Regions from separate parts of the Homo sapiens genome. Here all the other regions are linked to region 1. A link is a loop called in an ENCODE intact Hi-C map of the cell type or tissue named here. Cell type or tissue: heart left ventricle. All regions are shown on one strand.

Region 1 (8,000 bases):
ACACTGAGGCCAGGAATTTGAGACTGCAATGTGCTGTGATCACCCATATGAATAGCCAGTATACTTTAACCTGGGCAACATAGAGAGACTCTTTAAAAAAAAGTTAGGGCCGGGCGCGGTGGCTCACTCTTGTAATTCTAGCATTTTGGGAGGCCGAGGCGGGCAGATCACTTGAGGTCAGGAGTTCGAGACTAGCCTGGCTAACATACAGGCTGGTCTCTACTAAAAATACACGTGCCTGTAATCCCAGCTACTTGGGAGGCTGAGGCAGGAGAATCACTTGAACCAAAGAGGCAGAGATTGCAGTGAGCCATGATCGCACTGAGCCAAGATCGCGCCACTGCACTACAGCCTGGGCGACAGAGCTATACTCTGTCTCAAGAGTGGAAAAAAAAATAGGAAAAAATATAATAAAAGAATAGTTAACCAAGTGTGGAAGGAGTAAGAGGTGGCTTCCAGGAAGAAATGATTCTTAACCTAAGACCTCAAGGATGGTGTGTAGGAACTAGTCAGAAAAGGATAGCGGCAGCTATAGCCAGTAGAGGTGCTAGCATGTGCAATGTGCAGAAATTGGCAGCCAGAGAAACAGTTTCAGACTGCATATCTGATTATATCAACCCACACCCTCATAGTGCACACTTTTTGCTGCCTCTCCAAAAGACCGTTTCCCTCTCCCTCCCTCCTTGCTGGCAGAAAACTCCTTCTATGAGACAGGCTCCCTAGTTCCTTCTACTAGGCCTTGGGCACATAACCTAATTGTGGCCAGTGAGGCTGACATAAATTCTCTGCTTGGCCAAACTCTAGTCAGCCTTCTGAACTTTCTCCTAGGCCCATCTGTATACTTCCTTGTAAAATCCAGTTTTAGCAAAAACCCCGCTAAGTCAATTTGGCAAGAATATCCCACTCTCAATGTCTGATCGCCTTTAATATCTGACTGAGTTCCTCATTCTCCATCATCTTCCAGATGATAACTGATAACCATGGGCTGCCTTCAACAAGAATCCTGTCAGGTCAGTTTAGCCAGAATTTCCCCTAACCCACTCGGATGCCTTTCTCTCTCCCTCCCTCCCTCCCTCCCTCCCTTCCTTCCTTCCTCTCTCTCTTTTCTTTCTTTCCTTCTTTCTCTCTCTCCTTTCTTTCTTTCCTTATTTCTCTCTCTCTTTCTTTTCTTTTCCTTTTTTTTGGTCTTTCTTTCCTCCCTTCTTCCTTCCTTTCTTCCTTTCCTTCCTTTCTTCCTCCCTTCCTTCCCTTCCTTTCTATTCTCAGGGTCTCACTCTGTTGCCCAGTCAGGAGTGCAGTGACGCGATTGTAGTTTACTGTAACCTTGAACTTCTGGGCTCAAGCGATCATCCCACCTCAGCCACCTGAGCAGCTGGGACTACAGGCGTGCACCACCATGCCCAGCTAATTTTTTTAGTTTATGTAGAGATGAAGTCTTGCTACCTTGCCCAGGCCAGTCTTGAACTCCTGGCGTCAAGCCTCCCACCTCAGGCTCTCAAAGTGCTGGGATTACAGGTGATAGCCACTGTGTCCAGCTTATGTTTTCTCTTAGTAATTTTCCATCCACTGCCCCCCCAACCACAACCCTGCTTCTTAGCTTAAATTCCCAGTGGCCCTTGCTGTCAGAGTTGAGCTCAATCTCACTTGCACTGGAAAATCCCATTTCAGTAGTCCCTACACCTATGACAATGGTCCTGAATAAAGTCTTCCTTACTGTGCTTTAACCAGTATCATTAAATAATTTTTTTTTGTTAACAGGGCCTGAGGGCAAGTCTGTTTGGGGGTTTCTGGGAAAGGTTTTCCTCCTTTGTAAAAAGTTGCGAGGAAAAAAAATTTAACTTTCTTTGGCTAGATGGAGTCATGTCTATACGATACCTGGGACTGAGGCAGCTACTTTGTGGCCATAAGGTAACAAACCTAAGGACAAGTCCAATAGGCTAAGGATAGTGAAGATAAAAGGATCCTTCATGACAATATTGACCACCCCAAACTACTCTGGAAGCACCTGTCTTTTGCTTTTTGTTATATGAGATAATAAATATCCTTATGTTTAAGTCACTTCTAGTTGGGTCTTCTGTTATATGTAGCTAAAAAACCTTCTCACCAATACAGCCCTTAAATAGTTGGCTGGGCGCAGTGGCTCACGCCTGTAATCCCAGCAATTTAGGAGGCCGAGGCAGGTAGATCACCTGAGGTCAGGAGTTCGAGACCAACCTGGACAATATAGTGAAACCCCATCTCTACTAAAAATACAAAAATTAGGCCAGGCGTGGTGGCTCACGCCTGCAATCCCAGCACTTTGGGAGGCCAAGGTGGACAGATCACTTGAGGTCAGGAGTTTGAGACCAGCCTGGCCAAGATGGCAAAACCCCGTCTCTACCAAACATACAAAAATTAGCCGGACATGCTGGCGGACGCCTGTAATCCCAGCTACTCCGGAGGCTGAGGCAGGAGAATCACTTGAACCCCAGTGGCAGAGGTTGCAGTGAGCAGAGATCCTGCCACTGCACTTCAGCCTGGGTGACAGAGTGAAACTCTGTCTCAAAAAAAAAAAAAAAAAAAAAACCTTTAAATTATGTATGTATGTATTTATTTATTTTAGTAGACACGGGGTCTCAATATGTGGCCCAGGCTAGTCTTCAACTCCTGGGCTCAAGCAATCCTTCCACCTTTGGCTTCCCAAACCCATTATTTTTAGAATGAAGAAGGAATTCTCTTGTGACTCCCAAGGCCCTACTTGACCCCTGGGAAGTGTGCTCTTCTGTTTTCCCCCGCGCTCTAGCACCACTCGCCTTCTTTCACCTCCCTCTCCCCTGCAAGAAAAAACCTTTCATACCCGCGGCTCTCTCTGCCAGGAGAACCCTTCCTCCTCCATTCCCCTACCTGGTTCTCAGCACTTTGAGGTGGTTTGTAACGCAGCAAAACTGATCCAAAAGTAAAATGAGTTTGTGTTTGTTTTCATCAAGTTAAAAACCAACTCATTTTCCTTTTGTGTATCATCTGCAGGGGAAAAGCAATAATGCGCAGTTGACCTTCCCCGACCCCGGGCCCAGCGCATTTCTGGGGCATCTCCCAGCATGCTGCTTGTGTCCTGCAGAAAGCTCCGCAGCCTCCTTCTCGCATTAGCCTGACGGGAAAGTAAATTAGGGCTATTCCACCCCTGCACTCCCTCCCCCGCCCCAGTCCCAGCGAAGCCCGAAGCAAAACCCCAAATCTTGTAGCCCTCTGCGATTAGCCTGGCCATGCCACTGCTTCTCCCTCCAGGACTGGAAATCTGGGAACTGCTTTCATTAAGGGTGCCCAGCCTTGAGGATTGTGTCCCCGCCCAGTTTTAGCTAGAAGTTATTCTGGCAAGAGTTCACGGTGTCTGACTCCTTTTATAAAAAGAAGGCTCCCAGGAATCAGAAGCCAGACGGGACAGCGCAGTAACGCCCAATGGCCCGGATTACGCAGCCCTCGTTTTCCTCTAGCTGAGGTCACGGAGGAGCTTCTTGCCCCTCTGTGGGTTTCTTCCCTTCCCCGCGCCTTTCCAGCGCCGGCCAGTTCTCCCCCAGTTCCCTTCCAGCCGTCCCAGGTCCGCTTCCCCTGGGCCCGGAGCCGCCGCGCCATTGAGGACACTCTCCTCGAGGTGGCAGTAGAGAGCCGTTCACTGCCCAGTCCGCTGACGTCACCTTGTTTACCCGGCTCCGGGTCATTTTTAGATCTAAGATCACAGGATGTTAATTGGGCCAATGATTTCCCATTCATTTGGGCAAAAGGCCCTCCTACTGGGCGTTCGGACAAGTACGATGTCCTTCTTGATACATATTGCTGCGGGGAGTATTTATTTGCAAACACTTGTAGTTTCATCTTCAGGAGATAAGGGTGCTACCAGTGGCTCCATGCTATGGGCTTTTTAGGGTCACTTGAGTTTTGGAGCCTGAATGAGGGTGGCATTAACTGGGGAGAGAAGAAAGGGTAGATATTACAGTGGTGTTTGGGGAGGCATCCTTAGAGCCAGCAGAGAGCCTCCAGAGGGAATCTGCCTTTTTACTTCACCTTCCCTTCCCCTTGTAAAGTAACCACTGCAGTCAGTCAGCAGGAAAGCCTTTGGACTTTGGAACTTGGAGGGAGAAGGAAAGCAGCTGATTTGGCCTAATTGTGTCCTGATTAGTCGTGGGAAGACACCTTGTAACTTAGGGGCCAAGAGGCCCCTGCTTTGGATGCTCTCACCCAGGAATTGGGTCTGAATGCCTCAGAGCCATAAATCACACGTTTCACACACTGGAACTTTTCATCCCAACAGTAGCAAGCACACACTATTTCTTACGGGTCACTCCTAGCTACCCAGCTGCGGATGAGGAAAGGTGAGGCACACAGCAGCTGAATGACCGAGCTCACTCTCTCATCTCCAGGCCCTGCCTAGTTTTAGCAAAAGTAAAAGCATCAAAAGCACCGGGACGCCTGCTCTTCCAGCGCCAGGTTTGGTGGGTGGGGAATGGAAGGAGCTGGGAGTTTGTCTCCGACTGTTCCAGAGGCAAAATAAGCAAATACAAGCAAAAAGGATCAGCTGTGAGATCCTTTACAAGACAGCAGAAGCGTCTTATGCTAAGGAGAAGAAAGAGAAAAGCTATAATGTTAAAAACAAATGAGCCTTAGAAGTTTTTAAAGTGCCTGCTCCTTCCTCTCTACCTCCCATTCCACCTTTTTACATGCTGCTGCAGCTGCCATATGAATACCAACTCCCAGAAAGGGCAAAAGCGCTCTTCCTAGTTTGCAGTCCACTGGAGTGATCAGGCTAGGCTGAAGAGATAGATGGTTTTCATGCAGGCAAGAAGAGAAGGAAAATTCGATTCAGTTCAATTCAACAACCATTTCTTGAGCTCCTATTCTGCGTCAACTACTCAGACAGGCAATTTAGCTTATGAAAACATGGAAAGATACCATTCCTGCCACTGTGGAACTTTGAGTCTTGATGAGTGTATAGACATGGGGAGCTTTTTGTTCCCTTGGTAAAGCACAGGATGAAAGAAGGATGGAGAGAGACATTACATTGCAATAGAAAGGGAGAATGCCAAGTGAATGGCTTTGAAAAGCATTTCTCCACTCTGCTGTGGCATCTGCTTAAAAGTAGTGTTGAGGACAGAACCTGGAAACAGTGGGAGAGCTGCTTGGCAGAGAACAGGAGTCCCACACTACAGGCACTCGGACCTCTAAGGAGGCTGAGAGAGGCTGAAAGAGAAGAGAGGAAGCCACTTGCTCAGAGATCAAACTGGACATTGAAGGGCAGGGATTTTGGCAAAAGTTAAGAAGCATCACAGAACCATGCAAGGAAAGTACAGGGGTGTGGAGCATCCCCTATAGCTGTCCCAGGTGTACGTTCAGGAAAAGCATTTAGACCCAGCCTGAGTTTCTTGCATCTGTGAATAGGAAGAAATATGTGACCAGGAAGAAATAAGTGCTCCCAGGTCCCCTCGTCACCAATAATATCATCTTTTCAAAGGCCTTTTGTTGAGAACCTGGTGATAATTCAGATCCATCCTAACCACAGGGAGGTAGAGAGGAAGGAGCAGGCACTTTAAAAACAAGGAGAAAGCAGACAATGAAAAGTTTTTATTTTTCATGGTTATATGAAATTTTGAAAATATTTCTGAAGCTCTTAAATTGTTAAATTTAAAACAAATACAGACAACAGCATAAAACAAATATACAGCTTCAAAATGCATAAAGCAAACATTCTAGTAACCTTGTAACCACCCATGAGAAGAGATAGGACCATGTCAACCACCCCAGCAAGAACTTTTTAAACCATAGTAACTGCTGTAGGCTCCAAGACTGGGCGGATTACTTCCAGGATGTTATGAAGCCTCCAAGGAAGGAAAGGGCCTTTCAACTATCAATCAGGCAATATGATCAAGTGCATATAATAGTGTCACATACAAAGTGTAGGACCCTATCCCCACACATTTACCTCAGAGAGGTAAGGAAGGAAGAGGACGAAAGAAGAGAGAAAGGACAGGAAGGAGACAAGGAAGACAAGAAAGGATTCAGTATTCATAGAGTGCCTGCTATATGCTAAGTGCTTCACCTACGTTCTCTGTCCCTTTTAATTTTTAATTTTTTTTTTTTTTTTTTAGTGGGGGACAGAGTCTTGCTCTGTATTCCAGGCTGGAGTGCAATGGCATGATCTTGGCTCACTGCAACCTCCACCTCCGGGGTTCAAGTGAGTCTCCTGCCTCAGCCTACCCAGTAGCTGGGAATACTGGCGCGGGCCACCATGCCTGGCTAATTTTTGTGTTTTCAGTAGAGATGGGATTTCACCACGTTGGCCAAGCTGGTCTCAAACTCCTGACCTCCAGTGATCCACCTGCCTCAGCTTCCCAAAGTGCTGGGATTATAGGCATGAGCCACTGCGCTCGGCCTGTATGTTATCTCTGAAGGAGATACATGAAACATTAATCCTTACTACAGTTCTGAGGTTAGTGTTGTTAGGCCTACTTTACAGATGAGGACACTGATGCACAGAGAGGTTAAGTAACTTGTGCAGAGTCACATGGCAAGAATGGGGCAGAGTCGCTCCAGAGCTCCAGTCTTCCTCCCCACTCTAAATAGTGTTATGTATTAACACTATTAGTTAGTGTTAGTTATGTTAGTTAGTGTTAGTTAGGTTAGTATGCTGGATGCTTCAGTTTGCCTTTCTAAATCGACTCGTGATTCTTTTCTACTCTGCCCTATGCCACTAACGGTATCAATGGGCTTGGTTACTCTTTGGCTTCTAGTTGGGTTTAGCCAGTGGGTATCCTAGGTAGGAGATCAGAGGGAAGAAAAGGTGTGGGAGCCCTGGGGGATCACCTCTGGGCTGGCTGTATCCTTTGACACATGGTCACAGCTCTTCTCAGGTGCTGCTAAACATGCAGGGCATACTCTACAGGTTCTGGTGACTGCACCACTCCTGACCCCTTGAGGCCTAGGGTGGCCAAGTTGCTGTTACTTATTACACTACCCCTGTGGTTTCCCTACATCCTGCCTGCACCTTTGTAAATAGCCCCTTTATTCAACTCTTCTCAAATTACTCAATTTGAGTGTGCCATCTGTTTCCTGCCCAGGTCTGGCCTGATATAAATAGAAAGTCAGGAAAGCAGCAGCCCAGAGGCCTCCCCGCTAAGTGGGCAGCATTCCTCAAGGGTACAGGACCAGTCACAGGTGAATCAAGACACCCTCTCATGTGAAGGGCTTCAGGACGCGCTCTGTCTCTCTCCCTCTCTCTCTCCCTCTCTCTCGCTCTGTGTGTGTGTGTGTGTGTGTGTGTGTGTGTGTGTGTGTGAACACATCTTTGGCTTCCATGTAAGCCTAGACATCCTCCCACTGTTTCAGGTTTCTCAGTGTTATGCCAAGGAGCTCTTGCAGTGTCTGTTCATTGATTCAGAGATTCGTTCATTGATCAGGCCTTCACAGTGTTTCAGGAAATGTGAAGAAAATTCCATCTTTGGGTGACCATTAGATGCATGAGACTAATAGGAATTGGAGAAGGAAGAGGTGGTAAGCCAAGGATAAACACTGCAGATGGTGCCGGAATGGTCTCTAATCTGTCTCAACTAGCAGCTCTGGGGGTTTATGGCAGTTGTCTCTGGGTTTTTATGGTCAACTGCCATCCTCGTTTTACAAGGGAAGAAAATGGAAGCTGGAGGGTATGGGATTTATTCATTTCCTTGGGCAAGGTCAACAAGGAGAGGCAGTGCTTGATAGGAACTGAAGAAACCCCCACACTTTCCTACCCGTGTCCTGCAGAGTCTCCAGAAAATAATATTCAGTCTATAACACCTTCCAAGCTTTTACCAGAATCAGTCCTCTCTTGAGCAAGCCAGGATCAGAATAGGGCCAGCGCTCAGTCCCAAGAGCTTAGTACCACCATTCTCTGTCTTTACTGGGCACCACGTGCGTGTGTGTTTGGGGAAAGTATCTGGGGAGGTGATGGGGAAGGGAGAGGCAAACACAGGAAACAGCTCTTTTTGAGCTTGTCT
Region 2 (8,000 bases), 160 kb after region 1:
TCACCCTGGTCCCAGATGATATGTGAATTCCTGGGCCTTTGAAAAGACAATTTTCCTGATTTAAGGCAGATGTTCCCAAGAAGGAATAACTCCTTAGCCTACTAGTACCCATTAGCATGAAACAGCGTTTTCTGGGGTGGCTCAGTAAAATGGAGGGAGCGCTAAGCTAAGAGAGTCCCGAGCTCCAGCAGCAGCCAGGTGCTGTTGGCTTCCTTACGCAGTGAGCTGTCTCTTAATACTTTGAAAACATGATGCTGAGAGAAAGCAAGTTATAAGGGGATGTCTTGTATGTAAATTTGTCTCCAAAATTAATTCCAAAACACTTCATATTTTAATTTCTTTGAAATTGGGAAGCATCTTTATTTTTATTTTTTTTTTTTTTGAGACGGAGTTTCACTCTTGTCGCCCAGGCTGCAGTGCAATGGCGCGATCTTGGCTCACTGCAACTTCCGCCTCCCGGGTTCAAGTGATTCTCCTGCCTCAGCGTCCCAAGTAGCTGGGATTACAGGAATGCGTCACCACGCCCGGCTGATTTTGTATTTTCAGTAGGGTGGGGGTTTCTCCATGTTGGCCAGGCTGGTCTCGAACTCCCGACCTCAGGTGATCCGCCCCCCTTGGCCTCCCAAAGTGCTGGGATTACAGGTGTGAGCCACCGTGCCCGGCCAGGAAGCATCTTAACAATTGTCTTTGACTAAGGCAGCCATCATGGCATAGTTGCACCAGCTTGGTCATATCTCAATTCACAATTGGGTTTTGTACTGTGTCGGGAATACATGTGTTAATATTTAAGTGCTGTTTAAAATGTCTTCAAGGCCAGGCTCGGTGGCTCACACCTGTAATCCCGGCACTATGGGAGGGCCACCTGGAGAGATCACTTGAGGTCAAGAGTTCGAGACCAGCCTGGCCAGCATGGTGAAACCCCATCTCTACTAAAAATACAAAAATTAGCCAGGCGTGGTGGTGTGCACCTGTAATCCCAGCTACCTGGGAGGCTGAGGCAGGAGAATCGCTTGAATCCAGGAGGCAGAGGCTTCAGTGAGCTGAGATCATGTCACTGCACTCCAGCTTGGATGACAGAGCAAGACCCTGTCTCAAAACATAAAATGTCTTCAAAATGATTATATTATGATTTGGCATATAACACAGAAATAATAGCATATGTAAGATTAAAAAAAGATCTGTCCTAAAAACCTGTTATAATAAGTATTAGAAAATAATCTTTTTTTTTTTTTTTTTTTGAGACGGAGTCTCGCACTCTCGTCCAGGCTGGAGAGCAGTGGCGCGATCTCAGCTCACTGCGAGCTCCGCCTCCCAGGTTCACGCCATTCTCCTGCCCCAGCCTTCCGAGTAGCTGGGAGTACAGGCACCTGCCACCACGCCCGGCTAATTTTTTGTATTTTTAGTAGAGACGGGGTTTCACAGTGTTAGCCAAGATGGTCTCGATCTCCTGACCTTGTGATCCACCCACCTCGGCCTCCCAAAGTGCTGGGATTACAGGCGTGAGCCACCACGCCTGGCCAGAAAATAATCTTAAATGTTAACAAAACATTATTTCGTAGTTTAATTGGCAGCATTTTTTCTTAACATATAAAAGAATGGTACGTAAAATAATGGAATCTTAGAGTTGATGAAATATGATAGGTACAATTTATGGATAGTAGTATGTACATATAAAACACACATGAAAATAATACACATTAACTTTAGAACAGTGGTTACTTTTTTAAAGATATTGGGAAAAGGAGCTTTTTATTTTCTCCTTAAAAAAGGTAAAGATGTCAAAATGTGAAATCTGGGCAATAGGTAAAATTGTTGTATTTTTCTCTAATTTTCCATATGTTTGAATTTTTCATAAAATCTTGAGTTAAATAAAATACAGAAACAAAATTCAGTGTCCTAAATTGCCTTTCAGGAAGAGGGTACACATTTACAATCTTAATAGTATACAAGAGTAGCTATGTTTTTCACTTTCTTACCAGTGTTGCACATTGCCAAGCTGCTGGGTAAAATATTGTAACCTACATTTTCTTGATTTAATTCCCAATTATTTGATTACTAGTGAGTGAAAATGTTTTTCTCATATTTGCTTATTCTTTTATTGTAAGCCTGCTCACACATGTTAATTGGCAGCATTTTTTCTTAACATTAAAGGATATTCTGTTTACATATTTATAATTTTTCTTGATTTGTGAGAGCTCTTTATACATGTAGGATTTTAACCATTATTCTGTTACCTATGTCATGGATTATTTTCCTGAGTTCGCCATTTGCCTTTCAATACTGTAATACTGTGTATGGTTTGTTGTTGTTGTTTTTAAGGAAAGATATTCACAGATTGGACTAAGACCAAAGGACATCTAGCCATACTGAAATGACCTAATTTTTGAAAAAAACACAATCTCAACCTCATAGGGATTTCCCCCCCAAAAAAATCACATCATGCAACTTCTGAGCTTTTTCTTACACAATAACTTTTTGTTTCGATGCCAGCTTTTCCTACAGGCAGAATAAGGGCTTTCTACTCACTATGATTGGAGCGGTACTAGAGAGAGGGCTAAGATGCTCAGAGCTGAAGAGTATAAGAGAGCTCTCCTTGGTCAAAAATATTCCCTTTTACCCTTCATATACACTTTTAAATCAAATAGGATTTATTTTGTTTTATTTTACTTTAAAAGAATTGAAAATTTACATACAGTAAACTACAAAGAGCTTTTGTGTTAAATTTGATATGTTTCAACAAGTGTCATACTTTTACATTCAAAATTTTCAGAATTTTCTTTAACAGTTTCATCAACCTTCAGTTGCATACAAAGACAATTTTTTATATCCTAAGTAAATATTTACATATATTTTAAGACATTGGCCTTTTGAATATTTGTACTTTAATACAACTGGAACTTATTTCTGAGGTAAAAATCTAATATAACATTTTCCTATAGATTTTTCCATTATCCCTTTATACCAGCTGTTACATAAGCCAATCTTTTCTCATTATTTGAAGTTGTCCTTTATGACATATTCATGTATATGCTTGTATTTTTATAAGCATTCTATTTTATCGTTTTGTGTTGTGTGTCAGTACCATGTCATCTTAATTATCATAGTTTTACTATACATTTTATTATCTGATAGGGAAAATGCCCCTTATTATTCTACATTTACAAAAATTGAATGTGTTTATTTTTCCAGATGAATTTTTCAATAACTTGGCCAAGATATCCCTGCCAAATAAAAATCTCATTAATGTGTTGATTGAATTGTTGTATGTGTAGATTAATGTAGGGGTCATTGGTATCTTTAGCCAAGGTGAGTTCCACCAGGAAGATGCTACATCTTTCTATTTATACAAGTGTTTTTAATGTCCCCAGTACAGTTTTGTAATTTTCTCCATATGATCTACACCGTTCTTAAATTAATTCCTTGTTATTTTATATTTCTTATTGCTGTGATGAGTGAACCCCCCTCCTCAGTATATTTTAAATGTATACCTTCTTAGACAACTAGTTTTATTTACTTACCAACCCCAATCCTGCAAGAAAAAAAAAAACCATATATATATATATATTTCAATTTCTATCATATCCACCAGATGGCAGTCTTGGGCACGTCCATCTGTAAACCTGCTGAGAGCTCTGGTGACAAGAAAGGCAGTGGCTGGCAGACCTTCCAAGCACTCAGAAGCACGCGGACAAAAAGGTTTTTTTGTAAACCCGAACGAAAAATAAACCCAGCATTATATAATTATAGTATTTGTACTGCTGTTAACCTTTAATCTTATAACCCATTAGTGGAGACAGAGAAGGACTGTCACTGTGCCCTTCAAAATCATATTTTTTCCTGTCCATGTGATAAACACCTGTGGCTTCTTGGCAGCACTTTTGGTTTGATTCCAGGGACTCTTATGGTTAAAGGCAGGCTTTAATCTGGCGTTGTTTTCCTTCTCCTAAAAGCACCATTTAAATCGGAAGTTACTGGATTTCTAAACGGTTAAGACCGTCTTCCGACTGGTTTTTATCATTCCCAGATCTCTTCTGAAAGGAGGTGGTGTGCATAGTTAATATGAAAGGAACTGGCTTGTTCTACGCGAATACAAATCTGAATAACTCTTATATATTAGACCTTTTTTTTTTTTTACTTTAGTGACTTCCAGTATCTATATTTAGAAGTGTATAATTACTTGAGATATATATATATATATATACACACACACACACATATATAGTGTGTGTGTGTGTATCTATGTGTATATATATACATATACACATGTATTTTTAGGGCTTTTGGCTTTTTTAGGGCGGGACACGTGAATCTGGCAGTTGAGACAGAATTTTTCCTATAGCGGTGTAACAGTGTACAATACTAAACTAATGAAATGTCTTTCACTATCAACAATTTACGTATCCATGCTGATTGCTTTAACACTAGAAAAAATATGCCAAAATAAACTACATTTTCTAGGCGCTTTCACACCAAAAACACACACACACAGCTGCTTGCCCATTTGAGAACAGCCAATAAAGCAAACTCTTTGAATGATTTGTGGTTTTGTGTCCCCAGAAGTTTTAACAGTAGTTCTGAAGATTTGTCATTTGTGTGTGCTTCAAAGATAGAGTAATACATTTTATAGCTGGGCAGATCTCTAACTATATAGTTATAAAATCTCAAAGCTGAGAAAACCCTGAATGCCAGATGATCTTTCAGCAGCCTCTAGTGTGAGTGTCAGGAATGAGTTCATTTCCATCTTTGATCAGCTCTGCCTGTCGTGTTGCATCTCTGCTTCTTCTCCTCAGTTGTCTTATTAACCCTCGGGGCTATGAAAATAAGTATTTAAAAGCTCCTGGAACCCACAAAAAACACTAAGCCTTGAGAGAGATGTAGTTGATCTGAGTCACATATGCTAACAACTTTTTATTTCCCTGATTATTCTTCCTGTTCTGTACAATGACTAGAGAGAATAAAACTACATCAGGTACAAAAACCACCTGCCTTCTTAATTAATGACCTTTGTTATAGATTAACTTCTCCTTTGTTGTCCTGCTTCACTTAGATCAGATGACAGAAAACCCATGACTACACCCTCTGTAAAAGGTGTTCAGTGTACCTTTCCCAAGAGAAACACTGCCTGTAACCAAATTGCTGTAACTATGTGCCAACCTTGTATGAAAAATGTTGCAATCCTGCCAAAAACTCCTGTCTCTGCCTATGGAAATGAAACCTTGAGCTTCCTTCCTTCAGCACGCTGACTCCATTCCTTTGGAGCTGGTGCTCCTGGGTGGGCTGTCCTCAAACTCTGCGCTTGAATTATCTGTTTAAATTAGATTCTGACCTTTTTGATTATTTTAGGTTGATAGGGCCAAAATTTAACCCCACCTATTAGGATGACTTCCAGCATATTCTCTTTTCTGTCCCCCATTATTTCATTGATTACCATTATATATCCTAACGCCAACTGTATTCACCATCCAGGACCCTTTTCTCCCAATGTGCTCTCATTTTCTTGATCATTCTTAAAGTATGCAACCCAGAACTGAACATTTATGGGTAGCAGAACTGTCTCCTCCTTTATTCTCATTAATACTTTTCTGTTCTTCTATTTAACACCGAAATATTGAACTAGATTTTCTGGCAACTGCATGATACTGTTTGAGTCCTTCGAGCTTATTTTTGGTTGGTGTTTTGGTTAACCTATTTTGCAGGACCTTTATTTGTTCCTATTAAGTTTTCTTGGGTAAAATTTATTAACCTTTTGAGTTGGTTGTGGATTTATCTAAGATATGTTAGCTATCTTCTTCTTTCCAGTAACTCCAAAATTTCATACATAAACCTCCCATACTGAATGAAACAGGTCCAAGTACTGAGGCCCTGTGGGAGGCCTCAGAAACTTCTCTTCAGTAGGATGCAAATTGACCAATCTTTTACTCAACACCCATTAGGTAAGAATTTCAGCAATGTACTGATCCACTTATCTGCTCATATTTCTCCAGTTTATCTACAAGGATATCATAGGATTTTACATTCTTTGCAGAAGTCACTTGCATATAACCCAGCTTAAGCGGAGGCTTCACTTTGACCTATTCCTCTAGGTCCTTGCAAATTTTTGGTGTTGGTTTTTGCTTGTGGTATTGCTTGCATCATTTATGCATTTTAAAAATCCTGAGCTTGTTACAATTCTTCCTGTGTAACTGCTGATTTCTTGGTTTTGTTTTTATTGTTGTTTTATTATTTTTAGGTACCTCTGCCTTTTTATTCTGTATGTATGTTATACTTCAATTAAAATATTTTTAAAAATATCCCTGATGCATTGAAAAAAATCAAAACTACAAGTTGCTCTGCAACCTGAAGGCCAACTGTAGCAGTGTAGGTTGGTTAAGGTAGAACAGTGCCTCATCCACAGACACCAGTCGCATCACAGACACGTGGACTTAGATGTTGCAACCACTCTCCAGCAAGTGGCAGGAAAGTGTTCTAATTCTAATGAAACTAGTATAGTTATATTGCAACAAATACCTGACAGGTGGAAGTAACATGACTTGCAAAAAAAGTGCTTTTTTTGGAAGTGGTTTTTCCAATTTACCAAATCTGCCACATGGGCCAGCAGCAGCCCTGGAGCCTTGAATTCCTCTGGGAGAGGAGACGAGGTAGCTCTGCACCCTACATTCTCCCCTACCTGATATATATCCTCTTTCTTAAATAAAAAAAATAAAAAAAAAAAAAGAACAATGGAAAAAGGCGACACTGTAGGACTGTGGCACAGGAATTAAGCAGCATCTGAGCAATCTTAAAGGACCAGTTTTGGTTTCCTAGGCTGGAGTTCAGCCTTTTTGGAAGGGCCTGTGACACACTCAGTATGTCCTTCTACAACTCTTATTCTCTTGACTTCCTCAGTCACCAGGCTGAAAAAATAGCAAATGAGAAAAAGTAGAAAGGAAGGGAATGCCCCAGATGTAGATAGCATTGTAAATTTCTGCAGATATATGTGTTATTTATAATGTGTATATAGATAGTGTATATTTTTGTGCACATTTCGGTATATATGCTATACTTCAATAAAATTTTAAAGAACCTTGAATAATGCAATAAACCTTCATATATATTTATTTATATGAGGTTTCTGTTGGTGGAAAACATGGAAACAGTTGAATAGATGTGGATATGCTTCGGAGAATATGGATTAAAATATAAATTACATGTATGAAAAAGTCACTTTCAGGGAAGGAGGGCACACCTTCCAAGAGACAGGCAACAGTTTAGTCAGGGTAAGCTAACTTGCTATAACAGAACCAAATCTGTAATGTTCAAACATAACAGAAGTTTATTTCTTGTTCATCTATAGACCAGGCTAGGTGTTCCAGGTCAGAGGCTTCTTCTCTTCCATGTGGTGACTCAGGTTTGAGGCATTTTGCATCTGGTGGCTACTATCACCCAGGGCCTTATTGTTATATATATCCCACCAGCACAAGGGGAAAGAGAGCAAGGGAAGGGTACCCCTGCTTCTTCAAAGCCTCAACCTGAAGGTGGTGCACTTTGTTGCTATTCGCACTTCGTTGATGAGAACATGGCCACACTTAGCTGTAGGTGCAAGGTGTGGGGCTGAGAAACTATTCCTGGTTAGTAGCTGCATCGCAGCTACAACTCAGTTACTATGGAAGACAGGAAGCACAGTGTGAGAGCAACTCCTGTGTCTGCCACAGGCAGCCATTCTCCAGAGCAGGTAAACAGGGTCCACCACTTCGGAGAGATGAGGCATACATATTAAGGCACTGTGGACAGAGAAAACGAATGATTCAAACACAAACTTCAAAAATGAGATACTCCACGCACCCACCAGAATTACTAAGATTAAAAAGACTGATAATACCATATGTTGGCGAAGGTTTGTAACAACCAGAACTGTTGGCATTACTGGTGGAAGCATAATGACATAATCATGTTGGGAAAAGTTTTGGAGTTTCTTTTTTTCTTTTTTTTTAATTACACTTAAGTTCTAGGGTACATGTGCA
Region 3 (8,000 bases), 260 kb after region 1:
TACCTTAAATTCTGTAGGTTCTCCAACATTAGTGAGAATGTATAATTCATCATCTCTGTGTTCAACATAGTAAAGGACCCCATGTATTCGCTTCTGGATAAGTACTGGTGGGTCCCAAGGGCTCAGGCCATCTATCAACCACACTTCAGAAGTAGTCTTGTTCATAATATTTATGGTGAGGAAACGACTGTCTTTTGTAAGATAAAGGAAAACAAAGTAGCTAGAGAGAGAGAGAGAGACATGAGATCACAGTTTATTTCAGATGCATGCTACCTTGTTAAGGACAGTATCTCAGAGGTGGTCAGTATACATGTTGATTTATAATGCAGATAGGAAATTAAAATAATTCCTTAGTGAATATCACTTGTAACTTTAACAATTAGCTATTATTTTTCTCATTTTCTCCTAAAGGGCATTCAAAATAATTTACTTCTAACATTTTATCATAAATGTTTTTCAAAAATACAGAAAAGTTGAAAAAACCATCTTGATTCCATCATTGCTAACATTTTGCTACATTTACTTTATTACATATCTATGCACCTATTAATCCATCTTTATTTGGATGCATTTCAAGGTAAACTACAAACGTCATTTCTCAATCACATGAGTAGATAACATAGCTTTTTGCTGAGAAGAGGAAATAAACTTTCTATAGGAGACACAAATAGGGAATAAAAGGGACACGGAGTTATTTTTATTTTCTTCTTTCTCTGCATGCATTTTGGATTTTTTTTTCCTTTCTCCCAGTTTTTACAACAAAATAGAATAGGAAGAAAACCCCTCACAATCTTACTAACGTAACACATTTAAAACATTAACATAGCTATTTTACTTTTTAAATTTTTCCTTCTAAGTTATATTTATATTTCATGTGTGTCTTTAAATAGATGTAATTATAGATACAATTTTTGATTCTGTATTTCTTACTTCATATATCAATTTTCTCCCTACATGAGTTGAAAGTCTTTGTGATTATTATTTTTAAAGGCTACCTAATATTATAACAGGTTTAATGGCTACCTAATATATCATAATTCTTAAAAATTTAGATTTTAATGTTTCATTATAATAAACAATATAACAAGAAACATATTCATGAAGATATTTTCCCCTTCCATGATCTTCACAATTATTTTCCCAAGACAAATTTTTAGAAATGGAAATACTAATTTAATAAGTGTATTTTTATGACTTGATGAATATAATCAAATAATATCCTAGAAGCACTATACTAACATAATGAGTGGCTTTAAATGTTATATTTATATTTTTCCTTATTATAAAAGTAATTTATACTGAAACTACTGAAAAACGTAAAGAATCCCAATGCCCCCAAATAACAACTGCTTATAGTTTGGTAAAATTTCTTCTGTATTGGATCACATTACCATGTTTATTTGTCAATCGTTATTTCTTTTGTGAAATGTGTGTCTATTTTAAACTTTGAATGTAGCTTAAATTATTAGTATGTAAATAGCTCTTTAAAAATTAAGAATATTGGCTGGGCACAGTGGCTCACAACTGTAATCCCAGCACTCTGGGAGGCCAAAGCTGGCAGATCACCTGAGATCAGGAGTTCAAGACCACCCTGGCCAACATGGTGAAACCCCGTCTCCACAAAAAATACAAAAATTAGCCAGGCATGGTGGCAGGTGCCTGTAATCCCAGCTACTTGGGAGGCTGAGGTAGAAGAATCACTTGAACCTGGGACGCAGAGGTTGCAGTGAGCTGAGATTGCGCCACTGCACTCCAGTCTGGGTGACAGAGTGAGACTCTGTTTCAAAAAAAAAAAAAAAAAATTAAGAACATTAACTTGTCTTTTTGTTGAAAACACTTTCCTCCATTTTGTTACCTAGATTTTAACTATTTACAATAGTTTTTGTGGTTTTTGACTTGAGTTTAATATTTTACGTAATCGAGACTGCTACTACCCTTTGTAATTTCTTATATTGATTTTATGTTTCAAAAATATTCCAACCAAGCTGACTAAAAAGCTTATATTTTCATCTTATTAAAAAATTATTTTTCTCAATGGGTTCTTTAAATCTCTTAGGAATGTATGCTGACATATACAATGATGAAAATTATTTTTTCCCAAATAGTATTTCCCATTGCATTATAAAATAACACCGATTCATTTTTCATTAGTTTGTGATGCCTTTTATCATATAAATTTTCACATAGACTAGGATCTATGTTTTAGAGTTATTCTAAGCTCTATTATTTGTCTATCAATTTGTATTATTTTTACTGTTATTGCTTTATATGCTTTAATATATAATTGTAGGGCAAGTCCCCTACCCTACTTTGCTCTTTATTTTCAACACTTTCTTCGCTGTTTTTATATATTTTTGTTTGCTTAGTTTGGTGATGACAAATTAAAAATAAACTACTTGACCAAATAGTTGTTAGATATGTGGTTACAGGAAGTGAGAACACAAGTGGCTCTAGGGTAAAATGTGTCTAAGAGAATATACGAAATATAAAGAACTAGACATTAATCTTTTTTTCCAATTATTTCTATCGACAATTATTTTTAAATTTAAAATGTATTATAAAAATAATAATGCTTATTACAAAAAGAAAAAAAGAAAAGTAAAAAAAAAACCATTGTTAGTACTTTGGGTGTATTTCCTTTCAATCTTTTAAAAATGCATCTTTTTTCCTTGATACCCAATTGAAACCATAGCATATATTTAATTTTTTCACCTAGCACAATAATACATTTTTGAGTTAGTTTTAATTTATAATTTAGTAGCAACACATACTTTAAATTCTTCTATATATTACTAAGAATTTAATGGTTAAAAGGTACTCAACAATCATCAGGAACAAGGGGTTTTAGTTTGAAAGAGAGATACCTATCTAAGTATATACCATTTATTTAAGCAATAGATACTGACTAAATAGCACTATACAAACCTGGCACCCTGCTTATCAATTAAGATGCAAAGGTGAAACAGACTCAGTCTGTTCACAATCTAGCAGTTCTAGGTCATCTTTATGAATTTACATGAATGAACTATGTTGTAATTCACAAAATCAATTTCAGTTTTTAATAAAATATTAGTGATATATCTGTATTTACTCTGATTTTGAATATTACCAGACTCCAATTTTGAATACAAACAACTAATAAAAGAATGATCGTTTTAGCCTTATTATTCCTGGTTCCAACCAAAATAAACGTTTTAAGTCAACCAAAGTCAGTACTTTAAATAACTGGAGGAAGGTTCTGGAGAGAAAGATTTAATTATATTATTCTAGTACCTTGGGTCTTTTTCTGTGTAAAAGCGTTCATTACGTTTGTTATCACCAAAAGTGGCTCGATATACGTCATGACAGCGAAGGTTCCTCTGGAAGGTGTAGAATAAAACATCTTCATCTTCCTCGTCCTTTACCCATTCTGAAAGAAAATAATGAGATAATTATACATAATCACCTACACTCCATTAAAAAAAAAAAAAAAGCACAGCACATTCTAATTTTGAATGCCAGTGAGAACATGTGCAAGTTTATCCCTGGAAATCTAAATATTTGACTGTATCTAATCTGTGCTGTATATAAGCCAGAGAGCTTTCCTGAGAATAAACCACTACTACACCATTCCAAGGTTTCAAGTAGTTATCAGTCTCAGGGTACTCAGGTTTCTAAATAAGAGCTAAATGCTCAATATTTAGGAAAGACATTGGTAAAGTCACATTTGCTTTTAGGAGGTGAATTCCGTCTCAATCTACAACTTGAAACTGTAAGTCTGAAGGAATATTGCATCTTTCTCTCATGTGTAAACCTTCTCTGTCTGCTTTCAAGCCACAGGATATCTCCAACTACCAAACACAATTTAATGCTGATTCTTGATCCCACCAGAAGCTGTCAACAGAAGTTTGCACACAATTACACCATGACTGCCACCTGGCTGACAGTGATTGTAAGTCATCATTGTATAATATGCACCATGATTTTAAAGGTTATAAAATGTACAAAATATATGTCTTAGAATTCAATAGTTAGGGTATAATTTCAATTCACTGCAACAACATTTAGTTAAACAATGGAGAAAATGATGGCTGAAAATGAAAAGGGAGGACAAAATGTAACATATGTACCACTCAATGATAAATTTAAAGTTAGTTCTATTACTAAAAATGTCACAGCTTCCATTGATAAACAGGTTAGTTCAACACATACCAAGTTCTTTGGTAGTGACTTTATGCTGTAACAGCTCTATAAGATAACATGAAATTAAAAAAATACATTCAAGCTTAAAGTTGAATAAAATATTAAGATGCAACTTACGTGTAAAAATTTATTCTAGATAATAATTTGGCAAATAATTCTGATAAATCAAAACATATTGTATGACATGGACTCTAATTATAACACTTTTAAAAACATGAGTATTTTAAAATTACCCATCTAGATATATAATTAAATAAGGGAAGGTCTCCTGAATAAGAGGTACATAGGAAGATGTATAGTCCATAGGGATACATGAATCAGGCATTCACCTTCTCCCTCCCTCACATGCGACAAAAAAATGTTTCAAAAGTGTTACCGTTGCCTTTCAACACAGAGGACTATTTTGGTTGGTGGCTTACCAAAACTGGACACATTCGGGAAAGAAGCTTCCATTACGGGCTGATCGCTGAGCTTTATAATTACACAGGTAGATGCTTCAGAATCTTCAGTTCTTATCTTGGCAGCCACATATTTTTCATCTGGAGCAACTCTGATACAATCAATGAAGGGCTGGTCTAACTTAAGTTCCTCCAAATTGAATAAAACTTCATAATTATCATTGTCTGCTGTATAAAGAAAAATACGAAAGTGATAACTTCAAAGGATGTACTTTAAAAAATTAAAACTGTATTTTAATGTTTTAAATTAGAATTCCCATTCTGTAAGAGGCCATATCCTAGCTTCTTTCAACAATGATGGCAGCTTAACTTGCACATCAACTGACAATAAGTTATTTAATATTACCTTATACTATTCAATACTATTCTGTGCATCAACCTATGAGACATTATTTGATATTGTTATAGTCTAGTTTAGTATTTACAGACCATACAGAACCTAGAAAGTAAGTGAATATAAATGACAATCAACAATATATGCCAAGTGCCTAGCATAGTACCCAAGACACAGCAGATGCTCAAAAAATGCTGGATGCCGTCTCCATTCTCCCTGCCAAAGCTTCTGAGTCTAACTATATCTTACACAAACCCAGATATTAAAAACTAGTCATTAAAAAAAAATTCAGAAATAATCTTTAAAAAAATCTTTTCTCTATCTTTGAGAAATTAATAAATTTCCTATAAAAAATATGAAATCTGAAAATTAGAGCACGTAAAAAGAAAAATTGTGGTGTACCTTCTTCATCTTTGGAACGAACCAAGCAACAACCTTCTTGGTAATAAACAAAACCACCATGTTTAACCTGACAAAAGAAACATGCAGTTTACTTAATAATAATTTAATTAACCTTTTCATAGTCTGACTATTCAAGATGAAGATGAAATGAAGACTCTTATAAAAAACAGACCTGTTGAAGTATATGAATGAACACATATGAAATATAAAATTGACCATTTTTACAATGTAGTTGATAAGATATGGTTTTCGTATGTTCATAACCACTAGAGGGGTTTTTAATACATAAATACAAGAGGCAATAAAGAAAAGGTATAACAAAATCTGTCAGTTCTCACAACTGTACAAACCACTTCTGCTACATTTTAGAAACATCTGATACCTGTACAGTGGGAGTCAATTAACAGAAATCAAGTGGCATCTTTAAGACAATCCAAAATGATGCAGATGAGGAAACTGTGGCTCAGACTAGCCTGAAAACCCAGTCTATAACTTTCTGAGACTCCTTCCTTTAAAATATGCTGTCACCAACAACTATACACAGTCTTGACTTAACACAAACTATTTCACCTGCTGTAGGGTGACAAATACAATTTGAAATTGAGAGAATTAATATTACCCAAATATAAATAGTGTTCTTGTCTAATGCCTACATATTAAATGTAATTGATTGGTTGATATGATTTCAGTGGCTTACGTTTATTATCTGTTAGTTGGTGGCGTAATTTGAATCTGGAGATCCTTATTCTTAACCTACTATTTCCACTCTACTATGTATGTGATTTTCACCTATTGCGGTTCAATTTTCCAATCTTATTGAAAAATTCAATTCATTTTTTCTTTTTTTTTTGAGACAGAGTCTTGCTCTGTCACCCAGGCTGGAGTGCAGTGGTGCAATCTTGGCTCAGGGCAACCTCTGCATCCTGAGTTCAAGTGATTCTCCTGCCTCGGCCTCCTGAGTGGCTGGGACTACAGGCGCCTGCCACCATGCCTAATTTTTGTATTTTTAGTAGAGATGGGGTTTCACCATGTTGGCTAGGCTGGTCTTGAACTCTTGACCTCAGGTGATCTGCCCACCTTGACCTCCCAAAGTGCTGGGATTACAGGCGTGAGCCACTGCACGCACAGCCCTCAATTCATTTCGACTGACTATTTATGACTGTGATAACCATAAAATGGTTAAACAGATACTTGGCTTTCATGGTATTATACTACTTAAAGTGAATTCCTTTTATTAAAAAATTTAGACAAAACAATCAAGTAATTTTCAAATAATAACAAAGTATGAACTACTTTCATTTGAACTTCTCCTTAGAATGATTAAAAAATTTTTAAATCAGTGCTGGGCATGGTGGCTCACACCTATAATCTCAGCACTTTGGGAGGCTGAGGTGGGAGGGTTGCTTGAGCCCAGGAGTTCAAGATCAGCCAGGGCAACACAGTGAGACCCTGTCTCTTGAAATTTTTTTTTTTTAAATCGGAACTGATTGTTTGCAAAAACCAGAATTAATATATTACAGTTGAAAATTCATCTTACTTTCGATCTTTACATTTATTAAAAGATGTAAAGGATCACATTCTGTGATCACAATCTCTGAAATCTTTGCTTTTTAAGTTTTTCAGCATATTTTAAAGGCCAAAAGCAGTATAATCTTGATGTGGACTATGTCTCTAAATCACCAAGTATCTCATTTGCATCTTGATTGGTAATATCAAAAATTTTTTTTTAAAGACATGAGATATCTTACTTCCACATTGATGATTTCATATTCTTCTTGTGGCTGTGTTTCTAATTTTGTTCTCACTTTTTCAAATGCATCCATGTTTTCTGGAAGGGGTTTTTCGTTTTCTTGTTTAACAGGCTGAAGATCCTGGAAAAAGTTTTGTTATGATCAAAATATTTCAAACTAGGGAAAAAAAACTTTTGCTTTTTAAAGATAAGTAGGTCTATACCGTAGACTTAACGTTGTACAAAAAAGAAATAAGATTAAATAGTAGGTATTTCACAGATTGTAAATGTTCTTTCCTAGGCTCATCAATAAAATGATCTTTTTCGTTAAAAAAAGTAAACAAAGTAAGATAGACATTTGATGGTTATACTATTATTTTAGATGAATAAGTCCTTAAGAAGCAGGAATACTAAGAAGCTCAGAAGAATGTTCAGAAATACTATGGGGAAAATTTATACACAATTAAGGAGAAAATAAAATTCCATGAACTTTTACATATTTAATAGGAAAATCAGGTAGAGAAAAAAATCTTTCGCGTTTAGGAAGTACTGAAGTACTTCCTAAAAGAAGGGAAATATCAAAGAAGTGGAAGACATTATCACTACTAATAAATGTTCACTATTATTTTATTCACAGCCAGAGTGATAAGAAATATTTCCCTACTTCATTAACTATAATTTTTTACTTTTTAAATTTTTTAAATTTAAATGGGTCTGAGAACCAAGGGATATAATTTTCTTTTCTTGTGGGAATAACTAAGCCCCAAAACAGAACTGTTTATCACATCAAAAAGTAAACTGGCGAGGCGCAGTGGCTCATGCCTGTAACCCCAGCATTTTGGGAGGCCAAGGAGAATGGATCACTTGAGCCCAGGAGCTCAAGACCAGCCTGGGC

The links. Hi-C counts contacts between places; a loop is a spot of excess contacts. Peaks named below come from ENCODE experiments on the same cell type or tissue, not always from the same donor. Only the 100,000 strongest peaks of a DNase experiment are listed, where the experiment ranks them.
Region 2: a loop joins it to region 1, with 7 times the contacts of the local background. A loop is called at or near these places in 56 of 110 quality-filtered maps.
Region 3: a loop joins it to region 1, with 4 times the contacts of the local background. A loop is called at or near these places in 28 of 110 quality-filtered maps.

Annotation. Positions count from the first base shown.
Region 1 is chr2:44,083,737-44,091,736 of GRCh38, forward strand. No RefSeq gene overlaps it. Among named protein-coding and RNA genes, the nearest start is that of PPM1B-DT, 81 kb to the right of the region's middle. In heart left ventricle, a CTCF peak has its summit at 3,630 (motif pointing right); a DNase peak (open chromatin) is centred at 3,615; H3K4me3 peaks cover 1,088 bases; H3K27ac peaks cover 805 bases.
Region 2 is chr2:44,240,639-44,248,638 of GRCh38, forward strand. It overlaps a transcript of PPM1B not described here. Among named protein-coding and RNA genes, the nearest start is that of SLC3A1, 31 kb to the right of the region's middle. In heart left ventricle, a CTCF peak has its summit at 3,594 (motif pointing right); a DNase peak (open chromatin) is centred at 3,643; H3K4me3 peaks cover 673 bases.
Region 3 is chr2:44,339,144-44,347,143 of GRCh38, forward strand. It overlaps PREPL (prolyl endopeptidase like), which reads right to left. Exons shown (of 14, transcript NM_001171613.2): 2 at 7,125-7,247; 3 at 5,377-5,443; 4 at 4,602-4,808; 5 at 3,274-3,409; 6 at 4-220. The coding sequence starts at 7,199. Among named protein-coding and RNA genes, the nearest start is that of PREPL, 18 kb to the right of the region's middle. In heart left ventricle, a CTCF peak has its summit at 3,926; no DNase peak of the experiment used is centred here.